2 separate regions of the Mus musculus genome follow, and region 2 is linked to region 1. Evidence: chromatin loops called from intact Hi-C (ENCODE). Cell type or tissue: left cerebral cortex. All regions are shown on one strand. Each heading gives the region's core, and the rest is flanking DNA. Links, peaks and the distances in the headings are about the cores only. Region 1 holds the start of Sh2d6 (SH2 domain containing 6). Region 2 has its middle 15 kb from the start of Mat2a.

Evidence for each region. Hi-C counts contacts between places; a loop is a spot of excess contacts. Peaks named below come from ENCODE experiments on the same cell type or tissue, not always from the same donor. Only the 100,000 strongest peaks of a DNase experiment are listed, where the experiment ranks them.
Region 2: it touches region 1 in a loop (5-fold over the local background); 5 of 42 quality-filtered maps call a loop at or near these places.

The regions. Positions count from the first base shown.
Region 1 is chr6:72,505,014-72,521,066 of GRCm38, forward strand. It overlaps Sh2d6 (SH2 domain containing 6), which reads right to left and starts at 15,023. Exons shown (of 12, transcript NM_001374030.1): 1 at 14,947-15,023; 2 at 14,748-14,869; 3 at 13,898-13,955; 4 at 12,925-12,947; 5 at 12,537-12,588; 6 at 12,094-12,172; 7 at 11,529-11,559; 8 at 11,376-11,400; 9 at 10,908-10,966; 10 at 10,529-10,612; 11 at 10,213-10,371; 12 at 8,628-9,028. The coding sequence starts at 14,813. The coding sequence ends at 8,912. In left cerebral cortex, for the core only: CTCF peaks have their summits at 5,910, 6,112 and 7,828; DNase peaks (open chromatin) are centred at 5,932, 7,864 and 9,142; H3K4me3 peaks cover 777 bases; H3K27ac peaks cover 3,782 bases.
Region 2 is chr6:72,446,725-72,462,777 of GRCm38, forward strand. No RefSeq gene overlaps it. Among named protein-coding and RNA genes, the nearest start is that of Mat2a, 15 kb to the left of the region's middle. In left cerebral cortex, for the core only: no CTCF peak of the experiment used is centred there; DNase peaks (open chromatin) are centred at 5,775, 7,865 and 8,526; H3K27ac peaks cover 296 bases.

The DNA of each region.
Region 1 (16,053 bases), core at 3,177-11,176:
GGAAAGGATATGGGGGAAGTGGACCTGTTTAGAAAGGCTCTTTGGAGAAACTCCCATCTGTGTTGTCTGGAAATTGGCAGTTCAGTTCAGAGGTTAGCAGGTAGAGACAGCTGGACCCACTCACAAACACTTCACGGATACACCAGCAGTCCAGCCCAATAGAGTAGGGATAACAACAGTGGTGACAGGACCTAGCAGAGACAGAAAGGCCTCAGCCTTGGTTCGAGTCAGCAAGAGGGAGAAGCAGGAACCCAGGAGCAGTTCTCAGCTGTGCCTCCCTCAGGGAATCAAAGATCAGCCAAGACGAGAGACCTACAAGCTTTGCACAGCTAGCTGTACCAGCAAGCCAAGCTCTGTGTGTGTGTGTGTGTGTGTGTGTGTGTGTGTGTGTGTGTGTGTGTGTGTGTGTGTGTGTGTGTGTGTGTGTGTGTGTGTGTGTGTGTGTGTGTGTGTGTGTGTGTGTGTGTGTGTGTGTGTGTGTGTGTGTGTGTGTGTGTGTGTGTGTGTGTGTGTGTGTGTGTGTGTGTGTGTCGCTCCACAGAGCCCTGTTTATATCCTCCAAATATCACGTGTTCTCAGCACGTGCATCCAATCAGCCCAAGTCCTTGGAAGCAGCAACAAACTACATCACACCACCTGAAGTTTTTTGGGTGTGTGTCTCTCTATGGAGTCCTGACAAATGCAGCTCAACTACACAATGTGAGGCGGACTAATACATGCGTGTTGTTAGCAAAGAATCCTTCATCATGTGTCTTTTCATGTGCTTGCTTTAGCAGAACATCCTCTCTCCTGTGTCTGCTTCAGTGAAGTGTTCCTTCAAGAGTCTGCCTTAGCCTTTTATACCCGTGTCCACTTTAACTAAATGTTCCTTCATGGGTTTGCCCCAACAAAACACCATCCAACTGACTTTCCAAAGAACCCTTAAATTTCCACTTCACCTCCCACTTTGGGCACTGTGATCTTCTTCACTGAAGTTACTTTCACACCCAAGACAGATCATGGGGACAGGTGAGGAAGGGTTCAGCCAAGAAGCTCCCTGAGATGTCAGGGGTGTGAGGGTGTGGCCCTAGGGAACTCATGCCTTCAGCTACAGAACTCTAGCTGTGTGCCCTGCTCAGGAGACAGTCCCTTTGGCCACTGAGTTATAATGTGTACTTCTGTTGTTTGTGGGTAAGGAACAGCTGGCACATACTACTCTGGGGAGCCAGCCCTTGGCCTTGGCCTTCCAAGCAGGGACATTAACTTAGCCAACTGTGTGGGGAAAGAAATCTAATGGCCTGTGGGTCAGAGATTTCAGTGTTCAGGAGCCAGGGTCCAGGAGAAGCTTCAGGGACTGGGGGGTGCCTGGCAGAATCATGAACTTTCTTTCTGTCACTTTAACCCAGTGGGTATTGTTTAACTGAGGGCCTCAGCTCAGAGTCCAGCTCACAGGGCACACAAGAGCCCTTGCCTCTGTCCTTGGGATGCCCATAGAGAGGACATGGCGTTTTGTCTAAAAATTTGAGGTCCTTTCCAGAGCAAAGAGGCATTAGGGAGGCGGGTGATAATATCAGATCATCAGGAGCACCCAGTGTGTAACATCTTAACTTCTCTAAGAAATGAGGCTGATGCCAACTGCCATGTTTGACTGTGCCTCAGGGACCTAGTAGGGTGATAGAGGGCTATGAAGGGGAGACACAACTGGGACATGGAATTTAACTCTGGTTATTTGCTATTTGTTCTCCACCAGAACTCAAAGCACAGGACTTTGGTCTTACTTGCCCTGAGCATAAAAGTTAAGTATCATATGAACTTGAGCATGAGCTTAGGGCTTCTGGAAAGATACACAGGGAAACACTGCTGACCTCGGAGAAAGGGACAACTGAGGGACAGATGTTAGAGGGAGGCTTGTTTTTCTGTTATGTATTTTTAATAGACTTGTTTGGTTTGGTTTTATTTTGTTTTTGTTTTTCGAGACAGGGTTTCTCTATATAGCCTTAGCTGTCCTGGAACTCACTTTGTAGACCAGGCCGGCCTCGAACTCAGAAATCTGCCTGCCTCTGCCTCCCGAGTGCTGGGATTAAGGAGTGCGCCACCACGCCCAGCTTAATAGACTTTTAAAAATTATGTTCTAAATTATTTGTCTCTGTAGGATATGTGCACATGCCAGCAGATGCCCTCAGAGGCCAGAAGAGAGCATCCAAATCTCTGAAGCTGGAGTTACAAGCAGTTGTGAGCTGCCTGATGTGGGTGCTGGGAACCTGAACGAGGGCAGCCAGCACTCTTCATGGCTAAACTATCCCTGCATCCACCCCACCCCATCCCCCACACACACACACCTTTTTTTTTTTTTTTTTTTTTTTTTGAGATAGGAGCCAAGGTTGGCCTTGAACACTATCTTAGTTAGGATTTCTATTGCCATGGAGAAACACTATGACCACAGCAACTTTTATAAAGGACATCATTTAATTGGGGTTGGCTTACAGTGCAGAGGTTTGTTCCATTATCTTTACAGCAGGAAGCATGGCAGCACATAGGCAGGCATGATGCTGGAGAAAGAGCCAAGAGTTCTACATCTGGATTGGCAGGCAGAAGGAAAAGAGAGAGTGATACTGGGCCTGGCTTTAGCGTTTGAAACCTCAAAGCACACCTCCAGTGATACAACAAGGCCTCACCTACCATCAAGGCCATATCTTCCAACAGTCCCACTCCCTGTGAGCCTATGGGAGCCATTTTCACTCAAACCACCCAAAACACGTTGTGTTGCAGAGGGCAACACTGAATTTAACTTTTGATCATCCTGCCTGCACTGTCAGAGTGTTGGTGTCACAGGCCTTTGCAGTGTAATACCATACAATTTCAACATCTAATAAACAAATAATAAGATTCCGGTAGTTCTAGGGATTGGTTCAAGGTTGGGGCAGAGAGAGTTGTGCTTTCTTTAGATGCCCTTTCAATGAGCCTGTAGCTTGCCCAGTCCAAGAAGGGTGGGAGCGGTTGATACAGGATGTACTCTCCAGTACGAGGCATTCATACTCAGCTACCCACAGGTCTAGACAGCTGGGGATGCTGGAAGAGCTCAAGAAAGTGGGTGTAAGGCTACCAGAGAAGGTCAAAGGTGGCTGAGGAAAAAAAGGGTATACTCCAGGTAGAACTGGATAGAGTGGGAAGACCTTACATGGCTCTGACGTTAGAAGTCGGTATGGCCACTAACTGCTTGGGTGTGCCTAGAACTGGAACCAGGTATCCCTGGGAATCCCCAAGTTCATGCAACTCTAAGCAGTAATAAGCCAAGGCCATATCAGAACCCTCTCTAAATAACTTCCTACCCCTGTCAGTCACTGGCCACTGTTGGTGGAGATCTTGTTACTGCTGTTGGGTTTGGTTATTTGTAGTATTGGGTATCAAACCCAGGGCCTTGTGCATGCTAAGCAAGCATTTTATCCTCAAGCTACATGCCCAGCCCTTAGTATCTCTATCAAACAACAGAATAACAACCGTGTGCTGCCATGAGCTAGGGAGGAGCCTGCCTCAACGTTCCCCGCTCAGCCTAAGAGGCATCTCTGGCTTTAGGAGTAGAGGCTTCTGACGTGAGATCTCAGCCTGTGTGATCACGCAGGCTGTTTGCTGCCTGGGTTCCCGAGAACTCGGCATGTGAGTGACTTGGAAATGGACTGGCTAAAGAGACCCTGACTTCTCTGCTCCTTTTTGCTTCCCTCTCACTGAGAGCAAGAGGCAAGGCAGGGAGGCTCCTGGGAGCCTTCTGCCTTAATTTCCAAGCCTGGCAGTCATCCCTGTAGCTGATGCAAGGCCTGGGGTGGGTGAGCTCAGCCTGTCTCCAGCACTAGAAGCCTTTTGTGCTTGCAAACACATCTGCTCACTGTTTCCTATTAGATTTACTCCTCCCTGAAGCAGAACAAAACCACCTAAGGATCTGGAATGTGGTTCTGCTCGGGCTCTGAACATTTCCAAGTTGATCCTGCAGCAGTGCCTCACAGGGGTATGTCCAGTGGAAACAGAGGCCTCCGAAGCCCTCAGGCTCAGGCCCAGAGCTTGCCCCGGCATCCTGGCCTCTTACCTGAGTCGTTCCAGGCTTTTCTCCACTCCCCCTCCCTGCCCTTCAAAAAGATGCAGTTCCCTGTGCATCCACCTAATACGTTCTCCTTTCAATAGATAGATAAATGTGTATTAATGGAAATCTGTAGCTCACATCTGGGAGGGCATTAAGGAAAAAGCACCATGTAGACCGGGGTGGTCTTGAACTCTCTGAAGTTTACCTGCCTTCTGATTCCCAAGTGTGTGTGTGTGTCTGTGTCTGTGTGTGTGTGTCTCTGTGTGTGTGTCTGTGTATGTTGTCTTATCAGAAAAAGAATGACAGTAGCCAGTAGAAACAATAATTATGATATATCTACCTAAAGTTTTCATGGGCCACAGAGAGAGATGATCACAACCAGGCTTTGCCTATTTATAGCTATAATTATTACTAGGTATTAATCATTTGGCTGATAGCATGTATCAGCTTATTTTACACACACACACACACACACACACACACACACACACACACACACACACATATATAGTTAAACATAATTAAATATTACTTTTTTTCCTTCTCACACCAACCCTAAACAGGCATTCACTGTATTCTTTTTTGTTTTGTTTTGTTTTTCAAGACGGGGTTTCTCTGTGTAGGCCTGGCTGTCCTGGAACTCACTTTGTAGACCAGACTGGCCTCAAACTCAGAAATCCGTCTTCCTCTGCCTCCTGAGTGCTGGGATTAAAGGTGTGCACCACCATGCCCGGCTCTGTTTTCTTTTTCTTTTTTTCACTCTTCTTTTGTTTATTTTTTGAAACACAATTTTCCTGTGTAGCCTGGTTGTCTTGCTACTTGCCCTGTAGACCAGGCTGGCCTCAAACTCAAAGATCTGCCTGCCTCTGCCTCCCCAGTGCTGGGATTAAAGGTGTTGCTCCACTGCTGTCTCTCTCTTCTTTTTAATACCCCTCCACACACACCACCATAAAGCTGAGGCTGGCCACAAACTCAAGCTCTTCCTACCTCTACCTCTTGAGCTCCTGAATCATAGGCATGGGTCAGCACACACAGCTTCACTGACTGTTTTCAAAGAGGAGGGCTGGAGCTGCAGCTCAGTGGTGCAGTGCTTATCTAAGCATGTACCAGGCCCTGGGTTGGCTTCTCATCGATGCATGGCAAAGAAACAAATAAAGCCAACATAACCCAGACTCTAATTGGGAAATCTCTGCATGCCTGTAATCTCAACTGCTTGGGAGGCCCAGGCAGGGGAATGGCAAATTCAAGCTTAGTATGGGCAGAATAACAAGAATCATCGCAGCAAAAACAGCTCTCAGTGTTAGATGCCTGTTTAGCATATACAAGCCCCTGGGTTTGATTCCTAGAATAAGCAAGGAGGGAGGGGAGGCAGGGGGTGACCGAGGTCAGGGCTACACAGAGGATGCATGGCTCAGCCACACTTGGACTCTTCTGTACACGTTCCTCTCAGGTCAGCTGCAAGCCTGGATGGTTAACTTAGATCACACTGGGAACCCAGCAGATGTGTTATGGCCTGGGCCATGGCTTTCACATCCTCCCCAGCCGCATACTTCCTGGGCTCACCTAGTCTTTCAGGTCCTCAGTAACAAACCATTTGGTATCTGTCACGCACAGTATCTCTCAAGGACTTGTTCTCTCAGCAGATGACCCTGCCTGGAATTTTCTAGTCTGGCCTGTTCACCTCAGGAAACGTGGTTGAGTGCTTGGCAGGGTCGGCAGTGGAAAGTCAAAGGCTTCCGTCTCCATGGAATTACAGAAATACCCGAAGCCTCCCACTCTCCCTGCATCTGTGCTGGCTCACTGATCTCTGCTGTAGGAAACTGGAGGAGTGCTCCCCCTGTGTCCTCTAATGCTCATACCCTCCATGCTCACACTCCTTACCAGGCCTCCCAGGTTCCTCCAGGCCTGCCCCTGCCATTTTTATTCCTTCACATTTAGAAAGGCAAAAAGCCTGGAAAGATGGGATGGTTGCCAGCCAGCTATAACTGTACACATTCATCTACTCAAAAGGAATTAACTACTGGCTAGTGACGTAGCTCAGTTGGTAGGGTGCTTGCCCAACATTTATGAAGCCCTATGCTTGGTCCCCAGTGTGGAACAAACTGGCCATGGTGACCCATGTCTATTATCTCAATGCTCAAAAGGTGGAGTCAGATGAGTCAGGAGTTCAAGGTCATCCTTAGCTGCACAGCAAGTTTGATGCCAACCTGGGCAACATGAAACCTTGTCTCAAAACGAAACCAAAACCTCAAAGTGTAATAAAACTGTTGTCTTTGAATTTAAAAAAAAAAAAAAAATAGAGCTTTAAGACAATCTTGGCTTGAACTTGCATGTTAAAATGAGTCCATATTGTCAGCTTTGAGGAACTTGGGATAGAATGAATTTTTCAACACTTGTCACCAACTGTCTTCATTGTCCTGACTATCTGATATGGGGATGACAGGTTGGTTCTGGGTGGGTGAAAGGTAAGTAGCAGGGACCAAGGCTAGGAGGAGGGAGAGGAAGGTGGGGAAGGCCAGAATGGGTTGGGTCCCAGGGAGAGAAGACATCTGGATACACATCTGTCAGCTAAGGAGGTGCTAAGCCAGTTCTGGGCCTTGCTCTTTTCTCTTTCAGTGTCTTTCTACGGTGGGAGGAGGCCGCAGCATGTGGAGGTCAGAGGCTAACATAGCCAAGATGGTTCTCTTCTTCCACCCTGTGTCAGCCTTGGCAGGAAACTGACCCACACACTGAACCAACCACCTTGATGGCCTGCTGTCCTAAGGATCATGCTCATTTCTGCCATGGGGGCTCTAATAATTAGGTACTGCCCACACTACCTGGACAGTTTCCCTGATTCTTGCAGGAACAATGAATGAAAGTTACCTCTTTTTTTTTTTTTTTCTTTTGTAATATGTATTGGGGGTTTGTTCTGAGACTGTTTGTACGCAGTTCTAAGTGGACTGGAACTCACTATATAAACCAGGCTAGCTAAGAACTACCTATCTCCTGCCCCAGCATGAAGTACCTTTGCAGCCAATAACAAAAGCGCTCTTAGTTTACCGATAAGGGAGTTCAGAACTCATTTAAAAGGCCTGAAAAGGCTTTTCTGTCTTCAAAGCAGATGAGGGCACCCCAAAGTGCCAGTGGCCCACATCCTAAGTCCGTAGGTGCCTGGAGAAATGGTAGGAGAGAGAGGCCATTTCCACTGCTTGAGCCTAGAAGTGGCCTGGGGTAAAAAGAAATGCTAGGCTAACAGGCCTGGCAGGCAGCAGAGAGTCCCTACCCTCCGCAGGCTGAGATCCCCCCACTCCTGCAACACTGGGCAGGTGCTGTCCATGATCAGACTCCTGGCTTGAGCCTGCATCCTGCTGGGCTTTATCAGTAGCAGTTAATTGACCCGAATTCTGGGCTGGTGTAAGAGAAGGGAGCCAGAGTGTGGCTCATGATGCGCCTCTTACGCAGGAAGGCCCTCACTTAAGCCTCCTAACCGGAGGTCGATGATTGGGCAGGGACAATTATCTTCCCATCTATTACAGCTCAGGGAGGGTAATCTGCCGGAGGGTGATGACGAACGGAGGCGACAGTGCACGCTCCCGCAGCCCACGTGGCCCGCCCCACCCCCTTCCTCGCCAGCAGATCCCTAGGCCCTGGCTTCCGCCCCGGACATCCCACAAGCCTCCAGGTCACGCCAGACTCTAGGTTCCCCAGGAGACGGTCCAGAGGTATTGGGGTGCAGCATGGCACCAGTGGGAACCGTGCCCTCCGTGCCAGCCCCCATGCCAGGCAGCCCCTGAGCTGCCCTTTGTTTCCCGGCCGCTGGAGACTTCTGCGGAGTCATGGTCACGTGGTGCTTCCGGCACGGGGTGTTCCAGGCTCCACGCCAGGGCCCGGAGACACCCCCGCCCTGGGCCAGCCTGTGGGTTGCTGGCTGCCAGCCCAACCCGGAGCCCCTTATTCCCGCTGGGCCCACGTCCTGCCAGGCAGCTCAGCTTTGGGTCGCAGAGCCTCTACCATCCACTGGCCCAGGCTCCCAGCGCCTTTATTCATCCTCTAGGCTTTCATCCAGACTGTCTCCTGGGGTCCTTCCTATAACGCTATAAAGCTAGACATCAAATGCTTACCATCAGCCTCTCTCTCCTCCAGAAACCTTGAGCCTCCTCCCCCCTTCCTTGCCCACGACCAGCAAGCATGAACAAAGGTCAGTTTATTGGCCTGGCCCTTCTCCTTGGCAAAGAATTTAGAAGAATTTAGAAGAACAAAAGCCCGAACCCTTTCCTCTGCAGTTTAGCCTACGAAATAGACCCACACAGCGACATTACTCCATTCCTCTCAGGAAGTATAAGGCCTTCTGGGGAAGGCCGCTATTCTCAGCATACTCTAGAATCCCTCCCCTATGCTGTAGGGATAGCTCAGGGACTATACAACCATTATTGCTCTTCCCAGCACCTACTTTTGGAAACTTACACCTCCTGACCCCCTCGTTCCAGCTCCAGAGTATCCGATGAGTCTGTCCTCTGTGGACATAGGCACTCCCATGCACGTGATCACACACAGTTGTACCTACTATAATACTCAAAAAGGTGTGTGTGCGGTATTAAGAGAGAATTCAGTCAGTAAATGTTTATTGAAAGTATACTGTGTGCTGGGAACCTAGTTCCTCCCAGAAGATGCAAACCACACACAAGAAGTCAGTCTAAGGAGAGGCAGTGTCTCTGAGGAAGCCAGCCTCCCAGGTGGCCATCTTCATGCCTCTCAGTTTGAACCTGCAGAGCTTTTGGGGTGGAGGAAGGCAGGGAAAAGAAAACAGCCTAAAGTGGGAGAGAAAGTGAATGGGGCACACATCACGTGCCTGAGGGGGATCTGTGTGCTGCTGTTTCTTCAGGGCTTGGTGGGGAAGCGCAGGTAGGTGAGTCCCCGGTTGCCACTGTGTCCGTCCACAAGGGGCAGGGGGTGCTTCGTGTAATGCTGAACCATGGCGGCCACAGAGGAGAAGAGCTGGATAAGGCAGGCAGGGCATCTGTGGGTCCCTTAGGCTTCAGTCTGCCAACAACTTTCTAAGGCAACTGTAGGGCCTGGCAGGGGAGCTGGCTGGCATTTTTCTAGATATTTTTTCTTCCCCCCACGCTATGAGACTGAAACGCCGCTCTGCTGTCTGGTTGTGAGCCTGCCACTGCACCAGCATGCTATGCTATTGGCCAGCCTCGGGCTTCCAGAGCTGGGCGAGAACTGCTTTAGGCCTGGTCCTTGGCTGTGGCCTCTCTCAATGGAAGCTGAGTGGTGGGCAACTGTCTAGGTCTGAAGCCAGTTGCTGGGGAGAAAGGTCCTTGGAGATTTCTGCCCTCCTCTCAGATGGTCTCATTGCCCTCACCTTGACCCTATGAAGACTGAACCATGGCACACGGAAGTCCTTCCCAGAAAAGATAGGCCTCTTTTCACAGTGCCAGATGTCTGGGAAGATGTTCCGGCCTCTGGCTACACACACACACACACACACATACACACACACACACACACACACACAGCTTTATTTTGTTTTTAAACACGGTCTCACTGCGTAGTTCCAGCTGGTCTAGAACTAAAGAGATCCATCTGCTTCTAGCTCCCAAGGAGTAGGATTGAAGGTGAGTACCACCATGCCTAGCTACCTTGTTTATTAGGATTTTTCTTTTAATTTTTTTTTTTAAATAGGTACGAGTGTCTTACCTACACGGATATATGTGCATCTCATGCATGTGTGCTTACAGAGGCCAGAGAGGGCGCTAAGACCCTCAGAACTGGGGCTATAGACAAGTGTGCCGGCCATGTGGGTACGGGGAACCCCAGTTCAAACCAGTGAGTGCCATCTCTCCAGTCCCAACCTTGTCTTCTGAGACAAGGCCTCTCACTGACTTGGATACCTGTTTCTCAACCTCCCAGCCCAAGATTATAAATAAACCTGAGCCACCTCTCCTGCCTTACTTTACCCCCTGAGGCTCTGGGGGTAAAACTCAGACCTTCATATTGCAAGGCAGGCACTTAGAGACAGAACTACCTCAGAGGCATTTCTGTTCAAGCCAGGGTGAGGGAGGGAAGCAATCGGTGTCCCCCACCCCCCGAAAACACACATGCTCCAGGCAAGGCCCAGGGTGCTGCTCTTTGACCCACCTCGGTGATTGGCCCATGACTCATCCGGTACCCACCTCCTCATGATTCCTGCCCTCCCGACCCAGGGCATAGTGGTGCCCACCGTCCAGTTGCCGGATGGGAATGTTGAAGACACGGCCTCTGAGGAGTACTGCCAAAGTGAAGGGCTGGGAACTGTGAGGCCCAGAGCTGAGGCGCACCGTGTAGGCCCCATCCTGTGGAGGAGACCCCAGCCATGAACTTCATCTTAGTTGCCTAAGGCCAGCTGACTAATTATGTGAAGCGCCTCCCCCGCCCTTACTGCCAGCCTCATCAGGCATGGGCAGAGACTAGAGGACTTTCAGAGAAGGCCAAGAGTTGACAGATGCCCACCTTTTGGAAGTGAAGCAGGGCTCTCTCAACAGACTGACGGTCACAGTTTCCAGAGTACCAAGGCTGACCCAGCAGACTACCATTCTGTACAATACACAGAGCTACTCAAAGAGACACCCAAGTGCTGAGCTGCTCATGGCGAGCAGAGAACCCTGGGGTACAGTTATTTGTGTTTCCATCTGCCAGCCCCAGCCTGAGTCCTACAGGCCAAACCAAGTAGTGTCTGTGCCTGGGGTGCAGCACGGGGACGGGGGAGCTGCACACCCGGTTAAGTGCACACGCGTGTTCCTCATGGGGGTGTAAAGGCCCCAGGATTAGGAGGGCTCCTGGGCAAGGACTCTGCTTCCCACAGACATCTCCCACATCTGCCCCAGCTCACCTCAGCAACAGAGCTACTCAGAGCAGGGGCTATGGAGGAAGCAGACAGCCTCCTTCCTGCTGAAAGAAGCAGAGAAGAAGGCTGGAACCAGGAAGGGGATGGGTAAGAAGGCTTCATGGGGGACTACTGCAGCAGAGGGTGCCAGCATGTTTGAAACCTAACATTGGCCATTCTGTGCACCTTGTCTTCCCAGGCCTGACACTCAGGGAGGACCTACCAGACAGGCCTTGCCTGATTTCCAAGTGAGAACTGATCTTGGGACACATACTGGCTGCTTTTCGAGTTAGTGCAGACCCTGGGAAAGGCCCAAGAGGGTCCTCTCAGGCCTGATCAGGCAGAAGTCATAGCTGCATGGACCCCTTTGGTGAAGTAAACAGAACCTGAGGACCTGGGGGGGGAGGATCTGTTGCCAGAGGGAGTAAGATCCTAGCAGAGCAGACCCATGGAGATGAAGCGGTGTGTACTTACCTTTCAACGCACCATCCATAGCTCCCTGGGACACAGGAAGTCTGGTCAGATGAGAACTGGCCTTCCAGGCCGCTGCCCAAAACCTGAAGTCCCACCCTAGGCCTCCCTCCCACCCCTCTGGGCTCTCTTCTTCCTTGACCACTAGCCTCTTACATTCCGAGCCTCCTGGTAACCAGCCACTGACCTACAAAGAATAAATTGGGGAGCAGAGCTCAGAGGATTTTTTTTTTTTGTTCTGTCTTCTTTCTTTCTTTCTTCCTTCCTTCCTTCCTTCCTCCCTTCCTTCCTTCCTTCCTTTCTTTTTTTAAGATTTATTTTATATATGTGAGTACACTGTCACTGTCTCCAGACACACCAGAAGAGGGCATTGGATCCCTTTACAGATGGTTGTGAGCCACTGTGGTTGCTGAAAAATGAACTCAGAACCTCTGAAAGAACAGCCATGCTCCTAACCACTGAACCATCTCTCCAACCCTTGTTTTTCTTTTTTAATCTATTTTTTTATTCTTTTTGAGGCAGGGTCTCACTAGGCAGCCTCAATTAATCCAAAATTCTCTAAGTAAATCAGACTGGCCTTGAATTCACAGAGATCTGCCTGCCTCTGCTGCCCAAATGCTGGGATTAAAGAAAGACATTTGCTCCTGTGTCTGGCCTCTGGGGTTTCCTTTATTAGTGAACCCATTGTCCCATGTTGTTCCCTTCCACTGCTGCATCTTACTTGGGCAATCCAGATGTTCTTGGCAGAGGAACTGGAGGTATCAGGGCTTTGGAGCTCAGAGACCTAGTCAAGACTGGAACTAGAATAGAGAGGGCATACAGAGTCTGGCTGGGGACCAGGCAGGGAAGTCCAGGCTGATCAGGAAGTGGCTAAGAACAGCCTAGGGGTCTACTACTGCTGCCTTTGACTTGGCTCTCCTGGAGACCTTCCATGGGGAGATTCTGCTTGGTGGCCTGGCTGGAGCAGCTGAGAACACCCCCTCCCCACCCACTACCCCCTGTTTTTTGCTCTAAGAGTGCCAGTCACCTCTTTGGTAGGGCCAGTGTGGGACCAACAGCAGAAATGAAGACTCCCAGGTAGGGTCTAGAGGGGAGTATTTTGGAGGGAACAAGAACGGGGCCAGGAGAGTGTGTTCATGGGTAGTGGGAGGGGCAGGCGCTCACCTGGATCCGGCTCACACTCCAGGTAGATGTCCTCATCTGGTTTCTTTGTTACCTAAGGTGTAGGACTATGGGTTTGACTAGACCTGTGGTCCCTTTTAAACATGTGCCTTATTAGTGAGGAAGTAAGACATGGAAGAAGCCACTGACCTAGAGGAAGGTGGCTCTAGCCGTCTCACTTTCTCCTTATGTACACAAGAAGGGCATGCCCCAACTGACTTCTCCTTTAGGAGTGCTCAGAGAGTGGGGAGGCTCTGGGTGGCACCAATGGGTTATATTTTTGGAAGAGAGAATGACTCTACAGCAGACCTTTCCCTCGGATGCTCATTCCAGCCCTATCAGTTTTCCAGAGAAGTCCCTAGATTACAGGATAGAGAAGAAGGCAGCTCACCATTCTAGCAGATGTACCTCGCCCTGTAAGGAAAAGGGAGAACTAGCACTCATGAACGTCAGAGAGAAAGGGGCACCCTTAGTCACAGTGCTCCTTAGAGCACTCATGAGCACCAGCAGGAAGAGGGCTAGGGCACCTTTAGTCGCAGTGCTCCTCAGAGCACTCATGAACATCAGTGAGAATGGGTCTAGGCATCCTTGGTCACAGTGCTCCTCAGAGCTAGCTTTGGAGACCCAGGAGAACACACCTCATTCACTCATCCTTTCTCTTTACAGCCTTGACATATCACCAGGCTTAACTTCTCACCAAATTTGCTAGGCTTGGTTCCAGATAACTTTATGGTAACACAAACAAAAACAAAAACTAAACAAACAAAAATCCTCAAGGTGATGGAGGTTCACCAGCAACTGAGACTAAGATGGACTGTGCCTCGTGTGAGCCGTTTGACCTTGGGCTGGAATACGCTAACCCTCCTGTAACCTGTTTTACTCGGGGATGGTTCAAATGGTCCATTCCCCCCACCCCCTATCTTGACATTCTAAGGTCCTGTGGTCATACATCTCAAGGCACTGACCATAGGGGCAAGTCTCTGGAGAGTGGAGACAATGGGAGTGACAGCCCAAGGTTGCCTGTTGATGAGGGATAATACTCAGCTGTCTCACTATGGAGGGTCTTAGGTTTGACCACTTCATTCTAGGGTGCCCCTCACCTGGCCAAGGGATCACACTGACTGAAGACAGGGCCTGGAGGTCAGGGCCTCTGCTTTCAAACTCTAGGGCACAGCAGATCATGGCTTTGGTGGTAATGATACCTGTACTGACTGACTTGGAGGCTTGGCAAACAAAAAGGAGGTGTGGCTAGGAGGGATGCAGCAAGCCCTGTTCAAGGCAACCCCAAAATTCTAGGAGAGAAGAAGTGTAGGAGAGGCCTCCCCTCCCTATGTGGAGCCGTGGAAAGAGAGGGGACACTCTACCTTGCCTTCCAAAAACAGGTCCCTGCTTTGCAGGCTGTGGGTTCATTGCTGTCTTCAGCTGTGGGCATTATGGAAAGAGGGAAATGAGGGAGGAGGGAAGAGGGAGGAGGGAGGAGAGAGGGAGGTGTGAAGTGCAGGCAGTTGAAGAACAAGGAAGCTGGGGTGCAAGGGGGTAGAGCTGATGTGCTGCTTTCAACACTAACACTGAATTGTTAGCCTGTTCATGCTTGAAGCTGAGGCAGGGTAGATGTGAGTCTAAGGCCAGCCTGGGCTCCATGAGACCCCCCCTCTCAACTGCCCCTCCCCCAGAAAACACAACTGAACAAACAAAAACAAACATAAAATACTACAAAAGGAGACTGACAATGCTTCCCCCTGCCTCTAGTTGGGGTCCTTTCCTTACTGCGAAATTTCCCCTGCTTATTTATTTATTTTTATTCTGTAAAATACGAAAGTGAATAGCCACCAGATCACAGCGGGGAAGGGAGTTGGGATGACGACAGCTGACCCCTCTGGCCAGAGATGGGTCCTGTGGTCCAGGGCCCAGGTGAAGGTAGCTGAGCCTTGCCCCCAACCCCAGCAGAGGATGGAGAGCCCTGCTGAGCTGTGCTGGAGCGGGGAGCAGAGCAGAGGGGTGACTAAGGAAGGGATGAAAGGACCCTTTAGGCAAGTGGGAGGAGCTATTTTGTTGTTTATTTGTTTGTTTGTTTCACTCTGGTTTGTAATGCACAGGCAGAGGTTTCCTGGCATCTAGAATATAAACGCATGTTGGGGGTGGAACGGGAGCGGGGAGGGGGGGTGGGGGGGCGGGAGGGGTTGTGCAAATGAGATGTTTGTAAGATTTACTCACCGGGAAATGGTAGCCAGAGGTAGGGCGGGTAGGGAAGGAAGGGTTTATGGGGAGTCCTCTGGCCATGGTAGACTGAGGCGGGGGCAGTGGTGGCTTGGATGGATCCAGGGGCCCAGAACGATCTGAAAGAGACCCCATGCTTTGTAAACTGGGGAGAGGGAGGAAGGTCCTCCCTAGTCTATTCCCACTTTCTCCCCACCTAGCCCTCATCTCTCCCTCTCTCCTCCTGTCTCCTCTACTTATTGGCTTCTTAACAGCTCCGTCTCCATGGCAACTGGAGACAGTCAGCTTCCCTGCCCCCACATGACTGAGCGGGGGTGGGGGTGGGGGGGTGAGATGCCAGTGGTGGTGGCCTCTCAGGGCATTCCCACCCTGGTTGGGAGGATGTGCAGCGATTTCAGAGGAGGGAACGCAAGGCCCTAGGGACTGGGTCGGGCTTCCTGCTTTGTCAACGTTGCCTTAGTTACCTCACCCCTCCCTCCTGCCTCCTCTCCATTTTCCTTCTTTACAGTTTTAACTCCTTTCCATCTCTCTAGCCTTTTCTGCCCAGCTGAGAGGCCTCAGTGGCAGCCAGCTGAGGCCCTTTTCTGCCCCAACTCAGGCAGAAGGAAGAGAGGCCGGGCCGGATTCTCCTTTTGTTGGACCCTCTTGCCTTGACCCAACCTCTCAGCCCTTCCCTCCTCCCAGCCCTCACCCAGATACAAGGAGTCGTCTTTAGAGCCAAGAGACTGTGCAGGGGCCAGACTGACGGGCAGAACCTCACAGGGGGGCAGCTCATATTTATCCTCCTCTTCTCCCTCTTCCTGGGCCTTCAAAAAGGGATGCTGGTGGCATAGGGAAGATGGAGGCTTGAACATGGCAGGCCCTGGTGGCTGGTGCCTCCCTCCCTCCCCTCCCCCATCCTCAGCATTCCGACTTACCCTGTTTCTCCAGGTCTCTGGGCCAGACAGGAAAGATGGGTTGGCTCTACTTTCTCTCCAAACTTGGGTATCTGGATAGATAGACTGGTTTTGCTTCACCCCAGCCCACCTACTTCCAGCAAAAGGTTTATTTTGCTCTCTCTCTCTGATAAATCGTAAACCGTCTTCCCTTAACTATAGATTTCAACCCTACAACTAAAGGAACCCATAAAAGGGGCCTTTTTAGCAGTGTAGACAAGACAGGTGTGGTGAAACACGGGGATCTCGGCAGATGTGTTTGTTTCACCCATCAATGGCTCCTGACCCCCGTACCCGGATTCTGACCAAGACACGTAAGAGAACCAAGCTTAGGTGCTAAGCCTTGCTGGACAGGTGGTGGGACAGGC
Region 2 (16,053 bases), core at 4,472-12,471, 57 kb before region 1:
TAGGCAGGCAGTCAGGCAGCAGACAGACAGACTGACTGACTGACTACTTTTGAGACAGTCTTGATAAGTTCTCCAGGCTGGCCTGTGTCTTACAATCTTCCTGCCTCAGCCTTCTGTATAACTAGGATCACAGTTGTAAGCCACACAGTTATGAGTCAGAGTGTACACTTGTAATGCAGTTGTACTGCCTGTGTGACCTAGTCACAAATTCCTACCCAACCCGACTGTTACTTTGAGGACAGGATGTTTGTAGATTAGAAACTAGCAGCATCCAAGACAGCAGAGTGACCTCCCAGTTGTTTAGTTCTTTTTCAGTTGTTGTGAGGAGATACCAAAAGCAATTTAATGACATGTTTATTCTAGCTTATGGCTCCAGAGGACTAGATGTCCACAATGTCAAGGAAAAGTATGTCAGCAAGAGCAGAAAGCTGAGAGATTCCATTTTGATCTCGAACTAGAAGCAGAATGAGGAAACACAAAGTGGGGAGATGCTTTAGCCCTGAAGCCCACCCAGGGATGTGCTTTCTCCAGCAAGGCTGCACCTCCTAAAGGCTTTCTAACCACTCCAATCAAGTGTTCAGATACATGAACCTCTCAGAGACAGTTTTCATTTAAGGAACACAAGTTAGCTTCACAATAATTCTATCTACATAGGAAGTGAGACTCCACCCCCCCCCCAGTACCTTGATGACGGCAGAAGCAAACATCAAAGCAGCAAAGAGGTGGTGTCTAAATTCCAGGAAAATCTATCATTCCCAGAAAAAAAATACGGATAGTTTTCTTTTTACTATTCCTCTCGTCTCTACATTATATGTGACTTCTTCTGTCTCCAAGGACTGAAGAGGTGGTTTGTGGGGCTGTCTCCTAGCTTATCCTGTTCTTTGGCCAAAAATACAACAGATATGCCAGACAGATACAGAGGAGGTGATGGCTCTTCATACCCAGAAGCTCTGGTTTGAGTGGCATCTGCTGTGACCTCTTATCACCCAGTGACACTTATAGATACCATGGCACCATTTTGATTACTGTTAAGTCCAGTTGCTTGTCAGTTGTCTAGAGCTGTGGCTCTTAACTCAAACCATTGGTATGAGAGTAGGGACAGGATCAAATAATTTTTATTATCATCTGGACTTACCTTTCCCACCCTTAGCTCTCACAGTTATCTATCCCTGGCTGTAGGCAGCTTAATGCAGCTCCCAACAGGCTACAATTGGACATGCCTAGTTGAGATGTGAAGAAAAGGAATGACTCTGATACCTAATAGCTTTTACAGGTTGAAGCTTGTCTAGGTGTTGTCTGATAACTGTGGCAATGAAGCAAAAGAGCTGACCTACATGCTTACACTTTAATTCCTGCCTCTGGTTCCTCGGAACCAGGAGCATTAGACAATAGCTTGGCAATGTCCCTACCATGGGCAGGGGCACTGGGTTCATGCAATCTTGACCGCCAGGAAGAGGTGTGCCCCTCTATCAGTGAGCTCATGCAGACAGTGTTTCTCATGAACGAAGGATGCAGGCTCTACAGACCTCTGCACTGATGATTGCTGGCTGCCTCTCCAAAGAGACTGAAGAGGCAGACAGACCCTCAGTACTCCTCATGGACCTACTGCTCAGCTAATCGAGTCCCAAGACTGAAGCTAGGGATTTGTGGAGATGTGGGAAATCAAACTTGTTCAGGTTTCCCCAGAGTTTGGGATACTGTGATATTGGTGCCCTAACTCTATTGTCTGGGAAGGGATCTGCTAAAATGTGGTGGATGTTGCTGTAAAATATGGACCACTTGGCAGATGGTTACATATTGTTGGCCCTAAGTAAGACCAGCAGAAGCACTCTGTGCTCTTGTGAGTGGCCTCCATGTGTAAGCCCAAGTGCCCAGAACGCTAACAGTATTGCAGTTACTGGGATTCCAGTAACACAGTTAGGAATCCTCACAAAATGAAAGCTTCGAGTGGCTTCCTTACTCGTTTTTAATGACCGTTTTAATGATCAAGTCAAAGCTTGATTCAGGGTAATTATGTAACTGCCATTAGCCAGGACCTCTTGGGCAAGCAGGACCATCCCTGTTTGTAATAGAAGAGGTCATTTAAGTGTGCAAATGAACCCTTTCAGATCTAGTCTAGACTACAATAAGTCTGCAGGAGGTTGTGGGGCAAGCGGGCCATGCCAGGGGACAGAACTGGTAAGGCCAAGTGAGCTCAGACCCTGGGAATCTTAGAGATTTAAGATCGGCAGGGGTCAAGCAACTCCCTACCCATTTCTGTACCTGCTCTGGAACATGTAACCATGACACCCCACTGACACCTGGAGTCCTTTCCCATGGAAATAGAGCATCACTAACATCTCAAATTGAGCTAATAGGAAACGCCTACCCTCCTAAATCCCATCCCACTCCTCAATATTTATAAAGTCCCTGTCCGCATGCAATAAAGCGCAAAGGTTATTTCACTGAGGCTCTTCTGAGAGTGGCTCTCCTCACCGAGCTGTACTACTTGGGGAGGAGGTCTCTCTCCTAAAGTATTTATTGCTGGACCTTGGACCCACCTGGCTGGCCAGGCTTACCATGCCATTGCCTATCCTATGCTGCTGGTGCCAAGGTAGCTGCCAAGACCCTGGACCTCAGCTACCTGCCCCACGCAGGTCACCCAAACCTCCTCCATCCTCTTCTAAGAGCTGCAACAATCCCAGCATTCCTGCCCAGACTAGAGCCCCACAGAACCTATCATCTATCCTGGCTTCGTTTTGCCCTCCAGACAGACAGTGGACAACAGATTAGAGAACTTTGTTCTCTTGTCATCTTGATTCCTTTCTTGGGTCAAGGAATGGGCTGTAAGTTTGCCTGCTTTATCATACAGCTCCTTCCTATGAAAAGGGAACTTGGGCTCTATGAATGGACTACAAATTCCAAAACTGTCATAGCTGAAGAAAGAAGATACACGCACACACACACACACACACATATATGTGTGCATATATATATATATATATATATATATATATACACACATGTATATACATTGTATATACATACACACCCACACACACACACATCCAGGAAGATGGCTCATAGTGACTTGAGTTCAATGCCCAGGGCGTGTATGGTTGTCCTCTGACCTTCATACATGTGCTGTGGCATACACAGGCCTGATTCCCTCACAAGATAAATAGAAATTCTAAATTAAAAAAAAAACTGAGTGCATATCATGTGTGTTCTTTTGTGATTGGGTTACCTCACTCAGGATGGTATCCTCCAGATCCATCCATTTGTCTAAGAATTTCATGAATTCATTGTTTTTAATAGCTGTGTAGTGCTCCATTGTATAAATGTACCACATTTTCTGTATCCATTCCTCTGTTGAGGGACATCTGGGTTCTTTCCAGCTTCTGGCTATTAAAATAAGGCTGCTATGAACATAGTGGAGCATGTGTCCTTATTATATGTTGGAGCATCTTCTGGGTATATGCCCAGGAGTGGTATTGCTGGATCTTCTGGAAGTACTATGTCCAATTTTCTGAGGAACCACCAAAGTGATTTTTAGAGTGGTTGTACCAGCTTGCAATCCCACAAGCAATGGAGGAGTGTTCCTCTTTCTCCACATCCTCACCAGCATCTGCTGTCACCCGAGTTTTTGATCTTAGCCATTCTGACTGGTGTGAGGTGGAATCTCAGGGTTGTTTTGATTTGCATTTCCCTGATGAGTAAGGATGTTGAACATTTTTTTAGGTGCTTCTCAGCCATTTGGTATTCCTCAGTTGAGAATTCTTTGTTTAGCTCTGTACCCCATTTTTAATAGGGTTGTTTGGTTTTCTGGAGTCCAGCTTCTTGAGTTCTTTATATATATTGGATATTAGCCCTCTATCTGATTTAGAATTGGTAAAGATCTTTTCCCACTCTGTTGGTTGCCTTTTGGTCTTATTGACAGTGTCCTTTGCCTTTTTGCAATTTTATGAGGTCCCATTTGTCGATTCTTGATCTTACAGCACAAGTCATTGCTGTTCTGTTCAGGAATCTTTCCCCTGTGCCCATATCTTCGAGGCTTTTCTCCACTTTCTCTTCTATAAGTTTCAGTGTCTCTGGTTTTATGTGGAGTTCTATGATCCACTTAGACGTGAACTTTGTATAAGGAGATAAGAATGGATCAATTTGCATTCTTCTACATACTAACCGCCAGTTGAGCCAGCACCATTTGTTGAAGATGCTGACTTCTTTCCAGTGGATGGTTTTAGCTCCTTTGTCAAAGATCAAGTGACCATACATAGATAGGTGTGTGGGTTCATTTCTGGGTCTTCAATTCTGTTCCATTGATCTATCTGTTAGCCCAGAAGCTCAGAATCCTTCTTAGAAGGGGGAACAAAATACCCATGGAGGGAGTTACAGAGACAAAGTTCGGAGCAGAGGCTGAAGAGAGGACCATCCAGAGACTGCCCCACCTGGGGATCCATCCTCTAAACAACCACCAAACCCAGACACTGTTGCCTATGCCAACAAGAGCTTGCTGACAGGAGCCTGATATGGCTGTCTCCTTAGGGGCTCTGCCAGTGCCTGGCAAATACAAAAGTGGATGCTCACAATCATCCATTGGACGGAGCACAAGGTCCCCAATGAAGGAGCTAGAGAAAGTACCTAAGGAGCTGAAGGGGTTTGAAGCCCCATAGGAGGAACATCAATATGAGCTAACCAGTACCCCCAGAGCTCCTTCGAACTAAACCACCAATCAAATAAAACACATGGTGGAACTTGTGGCTCTAGCTGTATATGTAGCAGAGGACGGCCTAGTTAGTCATCAATGGGAGGAGAGGCCCTAGGTCCTGTGAAGGTTCTATGCCCCAGCATAGGGGAATGCTAGGACCAGGAATGGGAGTGGGTGGGTGGGGGAGCAGGGGGAGGGGGGAGGGGATAGGGGATTTTTGGAGGGGAAACTAGGAAAGGGTATAACATTTGAAATGTAAATAAAGAAAATATCTAATTAAAAAAAGCCAGGCATGGTGGCGCACGCCTTTAATCCCAGCATTTGGGAGGCAGAGGCAGGTAAATTTCTGAGTTCGAGGCCAACCTGGTCTACAGAGTGAGTTCCAGACAGCCAGGGCTACACAGAGAAACCATGTCTCAAAAAACCAAAAAAAAAAAAAAAAAAAAAAAAAAAAAAAAAAAAAAAAAAAAAAAAAAAAAAGAAAAAGAAAGAAAGAAAAGAGAAAAAAGAAAAAAAAAGAAATAGTTTAAGAGGAAAAAAAAACTGGACAGCTCATGCCTTTAATTGTAACACTAGGAAGGAAGAGGCAGACAGATCTCTGTGAGTTTAAGATCAGCCAGGGCTATGTAGGGAGACTCTATCTCGAAAAACAGTAAAACAGTAAGAGATGAAAGAGAAAAAAATTCTTCATCTGGGTGATTAAGTAAGTATACTATTATTTCAGCACTTGAGAGGTTGAGATCAGAGGATCAGCGACAATGGTCAGCCTGAGGGCCAGAGAGGCAGCTCATTGGTTAAAAACACTTGCTGACCTTGCAGAGACCAGGTTTGGTTTCTGGCATCTGATCTGAATAGTAGCTTACAATCCTCTTTAACTCCAGCTCTAGGGGATCCAAGGATCTCTTTTCAGATCCCTATAGGCACCAGGCATGTATATGGTCATTATATATATACTTACATAAAGGCAAAAATCTCATGCATGTTAAATGAAGGAGGAGGAGGAAGAGGAGGAGGGGAGAAGCATAGCTGGGAGCATAGCTTAGAGTAATTGCCTAGGAAGTGCAAGACTGCAAATTCCATCCTTAATTACATAACCACACCCATACACAAGGTGGTGCACACTTGTAATCCCAGTACCTGGGGGGAGGCAGAAGTTCAAGGTCACTGTCACTAGTTTGAGGCCTGTCTGGAATGGATAGTACTTGTTTTTTAAGGCCACCCAGTCTCGGTGAGCAGCACACATACACACACACACTGACAACACTGACACTTCTGCTACTGATCGCTTTTTTTTTTTTTTTTTTTTTGGTGGTGTTTATTTCCTAGTTAATCTTGAAAATCAGGACAACCTCAATTGTCATCTCACTCTCGTTCTCTCTGTGGCCAATCTCTTCTTCCAAAGAGGCCCTGGGGCAAACGCCTGAGAGGCCTCATCCCCACTCTCTCACATACTGGGAACTCAGGTAGTTCTAGCAACCCTCCAGGAAAATTCCCAGACCCAGATCACCCTAGTCTTGCTGTCACGGGTATCCTTCATTTTCTTAGTTTTATTATTTATCAGTCCGTGTACTAAGATCATGTTATCGTCTCCTTCAGTTTGGTGTTACCCCTGTTTTCTTTCCTTCTTTTCATTTTTAAATACTTTGTGGGGAGGAAGGGTAGGTATAGATGAACGTGCACAGCTAAGCCACTCTACACCTTTGGAGGTCAGAAGACAGCTTACAGGACTGGGTTCTTTCCTTCCACTGCGGGTCCCATGGATTGAACTCAGGTCATCGGGTTTGGCAGAAAGCACCTTTACCACCTGCACTATCTTGGTGGCCCTTTTTATTCTGAAACAAGGGGTCTCATTTGGAACTCACTACATGCACAGTTAATTTTCATTTCTCTTTCCCATTGTATGAATAGGCAACGATTTATTTGTCCACGTATCTATGATGATAAAATTTTGAATATTTCTCTCTGCGAACTATTGTAACATAAGACATCAGAAATCTCCAGCTATGTCTATGATAGAGACAAGAACAAAAGGAGGTGGCGAACAGATATGAAGCAGGCTGTTTCATTGATCTCTGTATCTCCAGCCTTTCATGCAGGCCCAGCATAATGAAAGTTAAAGATCAAAGAATAATTTTCAACTGTATCCTTGAATAGTAAGATAATTACCAGGATTTTTGTTTGTTCCTGGGTGCCATGTTTATAATGTTTTTTAGGGACCCTGATAGCTTGAATTGTCTGGAGAGAGCTCTACTGGCATGTCTAGAAGCTATCCAATGGTCTAGATAATGGGGGAGCTGAAGATGCTTGTCATTCAAATGAGAGCAAAACCCGGATCAGATGTGGATCAGGTTGCTTTTGATGCAGCCTTGAGCCAGTTGTTAAGTCCATGGGGAAAGCAGTTTCTGCTCAGTTGCCGTGCCAGCTTTTAGAGAGGCCCAGCATGTGCTTCTGTTCTATTTCTTTTCTTTTCTCTTCTTTTTTTTTTTAAGATTTATTTATTATTATATCAAAGTATACTGTCGCTATCTTGAGATGCATCAGAAGAGGGCATCAGATCTCATTATGGATGGTTGTGAGCCACCATGTGGTTGCTGGGATTTGAACTTAGGACCTTTGGAAGAGCAGACAGTGCTCTTAACCACTGAGCCATCTCACCACCCCTTCTGTTCTATTCCTGAGGAAGGACTTCACTATGGGCCCTGACTGTCCTTGAGCTTACTATGTAGCACATGGTACTGATGGCTTAGGCTTTTGACACAGGGCCTCATGTAGCCTAGAGCAGCTTTGAACTCTAGGTAGTGGAGGATGATCTTGGACTGACTCTCCTGCCTCCACTTCTCATGTGGCTGAAAACACAAGCCTATACCACCATGCCTGGTCTTGCTTTTAGGCGTGTGAGGCAGGAGCAGTGGGAAGTGCCCAGTCCCTTCTCTACATACATCTGTTCAATTTGTTACTTCAGGCCCTGTAAAGAAGATAAACACAGAGAAATAACCCTGGGTTGCTGCCTGAGAGAAAGGTGCTTGTTAGGAGAAGCAGAGGCTTGTCCTTGCGGGACACACTGTGCTTCTGGTCCTGGCGTAACTCAGATAGTTTATCTGTCCAGTGGCACCCGAGACCTAAGCTGGGTGGCAAAATGACAAAGAGAAGCAGTGGCAAGAGCCAGACCAGCTGGCTGTACAGGGCTGGGCTGCTGCCTCCCACCCAGTCTGCCCACTCCTTCCAGAACCATGGTTTCCCCGTCCCCACTTCCTTCTGCTGAGTCCTCTAATTGTATTTTTACTTTTTGAGCGGGGACATGAGGGAATCTAAGGTTTCCAGACACGGGTGAAGTATGGGCAGATCCCAGAAAGCCCCACTCTCTCCTCCCCAGTAGCTACAATGCATGGCTTTGATTTCTTTTTTTCTGCAAGACCGATCCAGACACACACTAACAGTGTTAACACGATAAATATCTAGGCCTGACCTTTCTCCCAGTCCCCCAGCCACCCTGACTCCCCAGCTCTGCCTCACTTGTGCTTAAAGTGGATTAGCACTCATTGCTGTAGGCAGCAGGGCCCTGGGCTTGGGCTTGCTGGGAATCAAAATAGAGATTACCTTATTTGACTTAAAGCATTTTCCACTTGAGGGGTAAGATCCCCCAGGGAAATCCATCGGGGCTTATACATATATGACTTTAAATTGGATTTTAAAAATAGCTTGCCAGCTGTTTGCTGGGTCATGCTTTGGGTTCTTGGCCTTGATTGATGTTGGGTCCATTTGGAGAATAGGGGCTGCCAAGACTGCAGGATTCTAGATGCCTGGGGACTTTCCCAGGAGCCCTGGCAGTTGTTGCCATGAAACCCTCAAATCCCTGGCACCAAGCTCCGAGTCTCATCCAGAGAAAATAACCACATCATTTAACCCCCTCCCCCGGCGTGCACCTCAGCCACGGGCTGCCCTTCTCAGACCGAGTCTGAAAGAAAAGAAATAGAACGGAGGACTGTTCTCAGCAAGAAGGACCTTCACACTCTTTGGGAGGTTTTTTTGATTGTTATTTTCCCAAAGTTCTAAAATTAGCATATATCAATTTATTTATTAATGGGTTTCATCATGACATCTTTATATGTGAATAAACGAATTTTGATCATAGGTACCTCTTATGTCCCTCTCTTGGTCCTTCCCCACTTATACTGGTCTCTTTCCCAACTAGTATCCTCCTTTTTTTGTTTTTGCTTTTGTTTTGTTTGTTTGTTTGTTTGTTTTTTTGAGACAGGGTTTCTCTGAATAGTATCCTACTTTTGTAGTTTTCGTGATGTGCATGTGTGTCCCAGTGAATTTCATTAGGGTTGCTTACAGGAACACTGGGTGAGTGGTTATTTTTGGGAACATGGGCAAGCTACCCGTTGTCCCATCACCCCCCCCCCCCACACACACCCCCCAAAAATTTGTCTCTCCCTCACTCAATAGCTATTAACTGTCTGTAAGTCCTCAGGATCTGTGAACCTTGGCGAGCTTCTCTGGGCCCCATGGGGGAGTGATGCTAGGTCCAAGTTAGTGCTTGTCCTCAGCAGATACTGCGAGTATCTGCTGCGAGTTCAAAAGTGCAGTGGCCATGTGACCCCCCCAAAGATAGTGTTTAAAACAATCGACTCCTCAATTCTTTTCCCCATGTCCTCTGCAATGTTTCCTGAGCCCAAAAGGGGATGGTGGAAATGCCCAATTTCTGACTGAGCATTCAGTGGTCACCGGTTCTCAGCACACTGACCAGTTATTAGTGTTCACTATTAACTGCGGCCAAAGAGAAGCTTAGCTGAGAGCAGTCCTAACCTATGCACATAAGCAGAGCTCCTTAGAAGACACTTTGACAGGGGCACCACACCTATTTAACAGACAATAGCAGCTTCCCCTCTACAGACTATGTGCCATGCGCTTGTGACCAGGGTTACCATAGCAGACATGAGTTTTCTATGGGGCAGGCCTCAAATCCAATCAGAAAGCAGCTGGTCGCCCCACTACTGCACCAGAGTTCTCCTGTTGCCTGCCGGGTCAGGAGTGTGGTTCCCCGGTCCACAGTTGAGTAACACTGCCATTTCTCCCTCAGCAGCCATCATAGTGCTTTCCAGAGTGATACGGGCTAGCCAGCAAGGAAGCAACTTCCGGTTCAATGCCAGCTTGATTTCAGTACGCCCTGCAGTCAGAGCATGCTGTGTCTTCAGCATAAGGTCTTACCACCTAGTTCTGGTGGGAACACTACACACCTCTTGTGGCTAAATATTTTTGCTCTTTGCATAAACTTCAGGTGACACATGTAGGCCTGTAGGCCTGGAATTCACCCCCTTCTATTCCTACTGTTTATCAGGGCACAGCTAGAATGTTGATATCTCGGTGTGGGGGCGTTGGGGTGGGGTAGAGGAGATTAGGGGGGAAAAAAAGAGTATGACTCTTCAGAATATGGTGTATAGTAAATTCCTGTGGTTCCAGCAGAAGGAAAAAAAGGCTTCAGGGTTAAGGGGCTTCCTATTGTGACGAGTTCCAGGGGACTCTGAGCTACAGGAGACCCTGTTTAAAAACAAAAACAAAACAAGAAGACAAAACAAATCCTCAACATCATCAACAATGTCATAAGAGGTATAATAAGTTATATAGATAATCCTGGTGGTGCAGAGGTCTATACCAGCCATCGGGAGGTGAGAAAAGGTCTCAAGTTCTCTTTAAGCGACAGAGATAAGCCTGAGCAACCCTGTGAAACCTCATCTCAATAAACAAACAAACAAACAGGAGGTCCAGGGTTAATGAACAGTGGCAGACCATATCTTGAGCACTTGCAGTCCCCAGTGGAGAAAAAGTAGGGGGATATGAGAAGAAATCTCGTCCAGTGTTTGATGTACAATATATATTTGTGTAAAAACGTCATTATATAATACAGTACCAAATACCAAGAATATGTACAGTAAAAAATTTCAAATAATAAATCATTTTGAAAACAAGAGCAAAGAGAGCACCGTGTGACAGGATTTGAGTCCTGTCTTAACACTCATTAAGAGTGTTGTTTCCAATTCTAAGAAGGGGCAAAGTGTCCACACTTTGGTCTTTGTTCTTCTTCAGTTTCATGTGTTTTACAAATTGTATCTTATATCTCGGGTATGCTAAGTTTCTGGGCTAATATCCACTTATCAGTGAGTACATATCATTTGAGTTCTTTTGTGATTGTGTTACCTCACTCAGGATGATGCCCTCCAGGTCCATCCATTTGCCTAGGAATTTCATAAATTCATTCTTTTTAATAGCTGAGTAGTACTCCATTGTGTAAATGTACCTTTGGAATTGGAAACAATCACCCATGGAAGGAGTTACAGAGATAAAGTTTGGAGCTGAGACAAAAGGATGGACCATCTAGAGACTGCCATATCCAGGGATCCATCCCATAATTAGCCTCCAAATGATGACACCATTGCATACACTAGCAAGCGTTGGCTGAAAGGACCCTGATATAGCTGTCTCTTGTGAGACTAGGCCGGGGCCTAGCAAACACAGAAGTGGATGCTCACAGTCAGCTATTGAATGGAGCACAGGGCCTCCAATGGAGGAGCTAGAGAAAGTATCCAAGGAGCTAAAGAGATCTGCAACCCTGTAGGTGCAACAACAATATGAACTAACCAGTACCCCGGAGCTCTTGACTCTAGCTGCCTATGTATCAAAAGATGGCCTAGTCGGCTATCACTGGAAAGAGAGGCCCATTGGACATGCAAACTTTATATGCCCCAGTCCAGGGGAATGCCAGGGCCAAAAAATGGGAATGGGTGGGTAGGGAATTGGGGGGGAGGGTATGGGGGCCTTTTGGGATAGCATTCTAAATGTAATTGAGGAAAATACGTAATAATAAAAAATATTAAAAAAAAAAAAAAAAAGAGTGTTGTGAGCTGGCCAGGCGGTGATGGCGCACGCCTTTAGTCCCAGCACTCAGGAGGCAGAGGCAAACAGATTTCTGAGTTCAAGGCCTGCCTGGTCTACAAATTAAGTTCCAGGACAGCCAGGGGCTACACAGAGAAACCCTGTCTCGAAAAACCAAAACCAAAACAAAAAAAAAAGAGTGTGAGCTGATGATCAAATGAGTTACTATGGGCTGTATGGGATGTTGCAAAGTGTTCAGTGCCTGTGCGTTTACCCGCTTTGAAATCTCAAGCCTCTCCAGGCGTGGCTGCCTATGGCTGCCCTGGGTTCCTCTCCATCCCGTCCTTGTTTATCTTATGGTGGGACTTTGTTCATCTTTATCGCTAATTGTTGCCTCCTTCACATGCCCAGGAATTCCTCAGTCTTTACAACCTAAACTGTTGCTGCCTCTCAAACACTCAAGGAAATGTTTGTGACTGCAGTAATAAATGAAATATCCAAGAAAAGAAACGCTCAAAAGCAGATGGGATCCAGAGCACAGACTTTCCGGCTCCCAGGGCATTTTTTTCTTCATCTGTGTTTGCTCGGTCTATAAACTTGCCCTTTTCATTTTGTTGGTCTGACTGTTAAACAAAGAGTGAGACGGATGAGTTTGGAGTTCCGGGATCATGAGGATAAGGCTTTATAATCTTGTCTTTTCCAGGGAAACTCTGTCCCTATCAAGTTTTTCCAATTTTAATTAAATGTATTCTAAAGAGGGCCGTGAGATGTCTCAGAGGGAAAAGGCACTTGCTGCCAAACCTCACAGCCTGAATTTGATCCCTTGGGACACACAGTGGGAGGAGACAACCGATTCCTGCAAGTTGGCAGGTGACCTTCACAATACAATGTGGCACCGTCCACAGTGTTTGTACTAGCAACAACAAAATTCCATATAACAAACCTTTTTTTTTTCATGTTCCCTCTCTCTTGCTCCACTACCAAACTCATCTGTTTCCATAGAATAACATATAAAACCCCCTGCAGGGCTTCCCCTAAGCCATTTGTCCCTTACTGTCACCCACAGAAGCCCATACAAATACTTGTCATAGGACGCTTTTCCCCAGTGCAAGACCCTCAGAGTCAGCCACAGTACAGGCTTAGGATGTCCGCTCTGAGACAAGGCTCTTTGTCAGTCTAGCAAGATGGCTTAGTGGGTAGAAGTACTTGCCACCAGGACTGATAATCTACGTTCCCAGGCTCCACATGATGAGAGGAGAGAACCAAGTCATACAAGTTGTCTCTGACTTTTGTATATGGTCCAAATGAGTGCATGCACAAACCTATATAGATACAGATACAGAAGATAAATTAATGCAATGAAAAACCCATGAGGCCTGGTTTTATTACTATCTATTGTCTACATCCACTGTCCTGTCTTCCCCAGTAAACGCCTATCAATGAGGTTCTCAGACATGTCTGGCCTATGTCAGACCCTGCTACTTTGATTTGGGTCTCTCTCTGCCTGGAAGCCCCTACTCTGCTTCCTATTTCCATGTCCCCAGCCATCTTTCAAGTCCCACCTCCTCTAAGCTTCCTGACCTCCTTGGCCTTTAACTGCTTTAACTGTCTCTTCTTCTTCTTCTTCTTCTTCTTCTTCTTCTTCTTCTTCTTCTTCTTCTTCTTCTTCTTCTTCTCCTTCTCCTTCTCCTTCTCCTTCTCCTTCTCCTTCTCCTTCTCCTTCTCCTTCTCCTTCTCCTTCTCCTTCTCCTTCTCCTTCTCCTCCTTCTCCTCCTCCTCCTCCTCCTCCCCCTCTTCCTCCCCCTCCCCCCTCCCCCTTCTCCTTCTTCTTCTTCTGACCCAGATCACACAGCTAATTCTTCACAGAACCACAGAGCAGACTCTAGACCCTATGTATAGGTTAGGAACAATGGCAGGGACTTGTGACAGACAGGGCCTTCTGCATGGTCTGTTCAATAAATACCATGTTTCAGGACGTAGTGACGGATGGGATCATGTGGTAGGGAAACGAAAGAATAATTTTCTCGCTCTCTGTTTCAGATTAGGCATTTCTTCCTGCTCTGTACCCTAAGAACAACAACAACAACAAAAGGTTTGCTTTAAAAAAATCAGCATGATTTCCTTATCTTGTCAGGCAAGGAAACAGAAGTCTAGAGAATAGAGAAGCTGCAAAACAAACTAAAACATTCTTTTAATGACTCAAATGGCCTAGGAAATATAAACAAGCAACGGGACTTGGGACAAAAGGTCACTGCCTCGTAAGGGAAGCAGGCCAGGTGCTTCTGAAGCCGAGCAGGCCACAGCCTGGCCTGGGGCAAATTGTGAAAGGAAAGTTGATCGATCAAAGCGTCCAGTCAGATTGCTAAGCCCATCTCTGAAACACCAGTAGATCAGTACTGTGTGTGAGCAAATGAAGGCATATTCAAAAGGAAATGTGGTGACACATACCCCAGTCCCAGTGGGCAGGAGGCCAAGGCAGGAGGATTGTCTCAGCCTGGGCTATATGGTCACTTCAAGGCAAGCCTGAGCTACCATGTGACCACACGTTTCAATATGGTACATCCAGAGTTGAGAATGATGGTACCTGCCTATAATTTCAGTCTTTCAGTGGAGGCAGGAGAAAGTATCAGAAGCTCAAGACTGACTCTGACTGTATGAGACAATGTGTCAAAACATAAAAAAAAAAAGGTGGACAGAGTGGCAGAGAAAGCTGTCTGTCTGCCCCCGCCTTGGGAGTGTCGGGATTAAAGGTATGATCCACGGAAGTGGTTTTTATTATTGTTTGCTTTGTAGTGATGGGGACTATATTCAGAACCCCACATATCCCAGGAAAGAGCTCTGCCACTTAGCTATAGTCCTCGTCCAGGCAGTCTGGTTATTTTGAATTGAGGCTTCATTCTTGGGCTGGCCACAGCAGGAAGCCCAAATTGGCTCTGAACTTGGTTTTGTACTTTAGGGAGGTTTTTTTTTTCCCCCCTCCACAGTGAATATATATTTACTAAGGAACTATGAAAAAGAACTCCTGAGATTAATAGAGGCTCCAAAACAGGAATACTGGGTTGTTGTTTTGAGTTTTAGAGAGGAGTTTATCATATATTCATAGGAAGCTTAAGAAGGAGAGAGAAAGCTGGGCGTGGTGGTGCACGCCTTTATTCCCAGCACTCGGGAGGCAGAGGCAGGCGGATTTCTGAGTTCAAGGCCAGCCTGGTCTACAGAGTGAGTTCCAGGACAAGCTATACAAAGAAACCCTGTCTTGAAAAACCAAAAGAAGAAGAAGAAGAAGAAGAAGAAGAAGAAGAAGGAGGAGGAGGAGGAGGAGGAGGAGGAGGAGGAGGAGGAGGAGGAGGAGGAGGAGGAGGAGGAGGAGGAGGAGGAGAGAGCCATGCTGTTTGAATTAGGCTCGGATATCAGTCACGTGGTAGGAAGGGGAGCTTTAGAAAAAGCGCAAAACCCCAAAATACTGAGAAAAAAAACATACTTAGGCTCAGGCTACCATCCAAAGGAAAGACAGGAAAGTCATTTCTCTGTGGTTTTTCATTTGTTTTTTGATTTTGCTATTTTGTTTTACTTTTTTTTTTTTTCTTTCTCGAGACAGGGTTTCTCTGTATAGCCCTGGCTGTCCTGGAGCTCACTTTGTAGGTCAGGCTGGCCTCGAACTCAGAAATCTGCCTGCCTCTGCCACCCTGGTGCTGGGATTAAAGGTGTGTGCCACCACTGCCCCGCTTTGTTTTACTTTTGAGTTAAAGACTCACTATATTGTTCTGGCTGGCCTGGAACCTACTATGTAGACCAGGCTGTCCTGGAATTCTCTGTGTATTATTAGATTAGGTGGAGAGCCTGGCCCACCTGCCATCCCATCTCTGAGGATGCAGACTAAGTCTGGGATTGTTTGAGACTGGGCTTTTCAGTATATCTCCCTGGCTGACCAAGAGCTTGCTCTGGCAATGAGTCTGGTCTTGGACTTGTGGTGACCCTCTTGCCTTTGCCACCTGGATATACAAACTGCCAAGCATGTGCTGCCATGCCCATCTCACAGAAGTGTTTCGAAGAATAAAAGAAAGAGAAGACAGAGCTAGAGAGGTGATTCCTGGGTTTGGTCCCCAGCACTGTATAAACCAGCAATGGTGGTATAGGCGCGCGTGTATACACACACACACACACACACAAGCTACATTCCTAGCCCTGTGAAGTAGAGGCATGAGCATCAGAAGTTCAACATCATCCTCCATTATAAAGCAAGTTTGAGGAAGCCTAGGCTACATGAGACCCTTTCTCAGAAGGTAAAAAGAACAAATATTGTTCTAGGCAGGATTTCTCTGTGACGGCTATACTTGCTCACCCATATGCAAACCCCATCTTTATTAAACTTAACTTTTCACCTTGAGTTATCGCCCAGAGGTGTTTCAGTGACTTTTATTTCCTCATACATTGAATCTAAGCTTTGTTAAGCCTGGCTTCAAAGTCTTTGGCAACCTGACCAGCTCCTGGTCAAA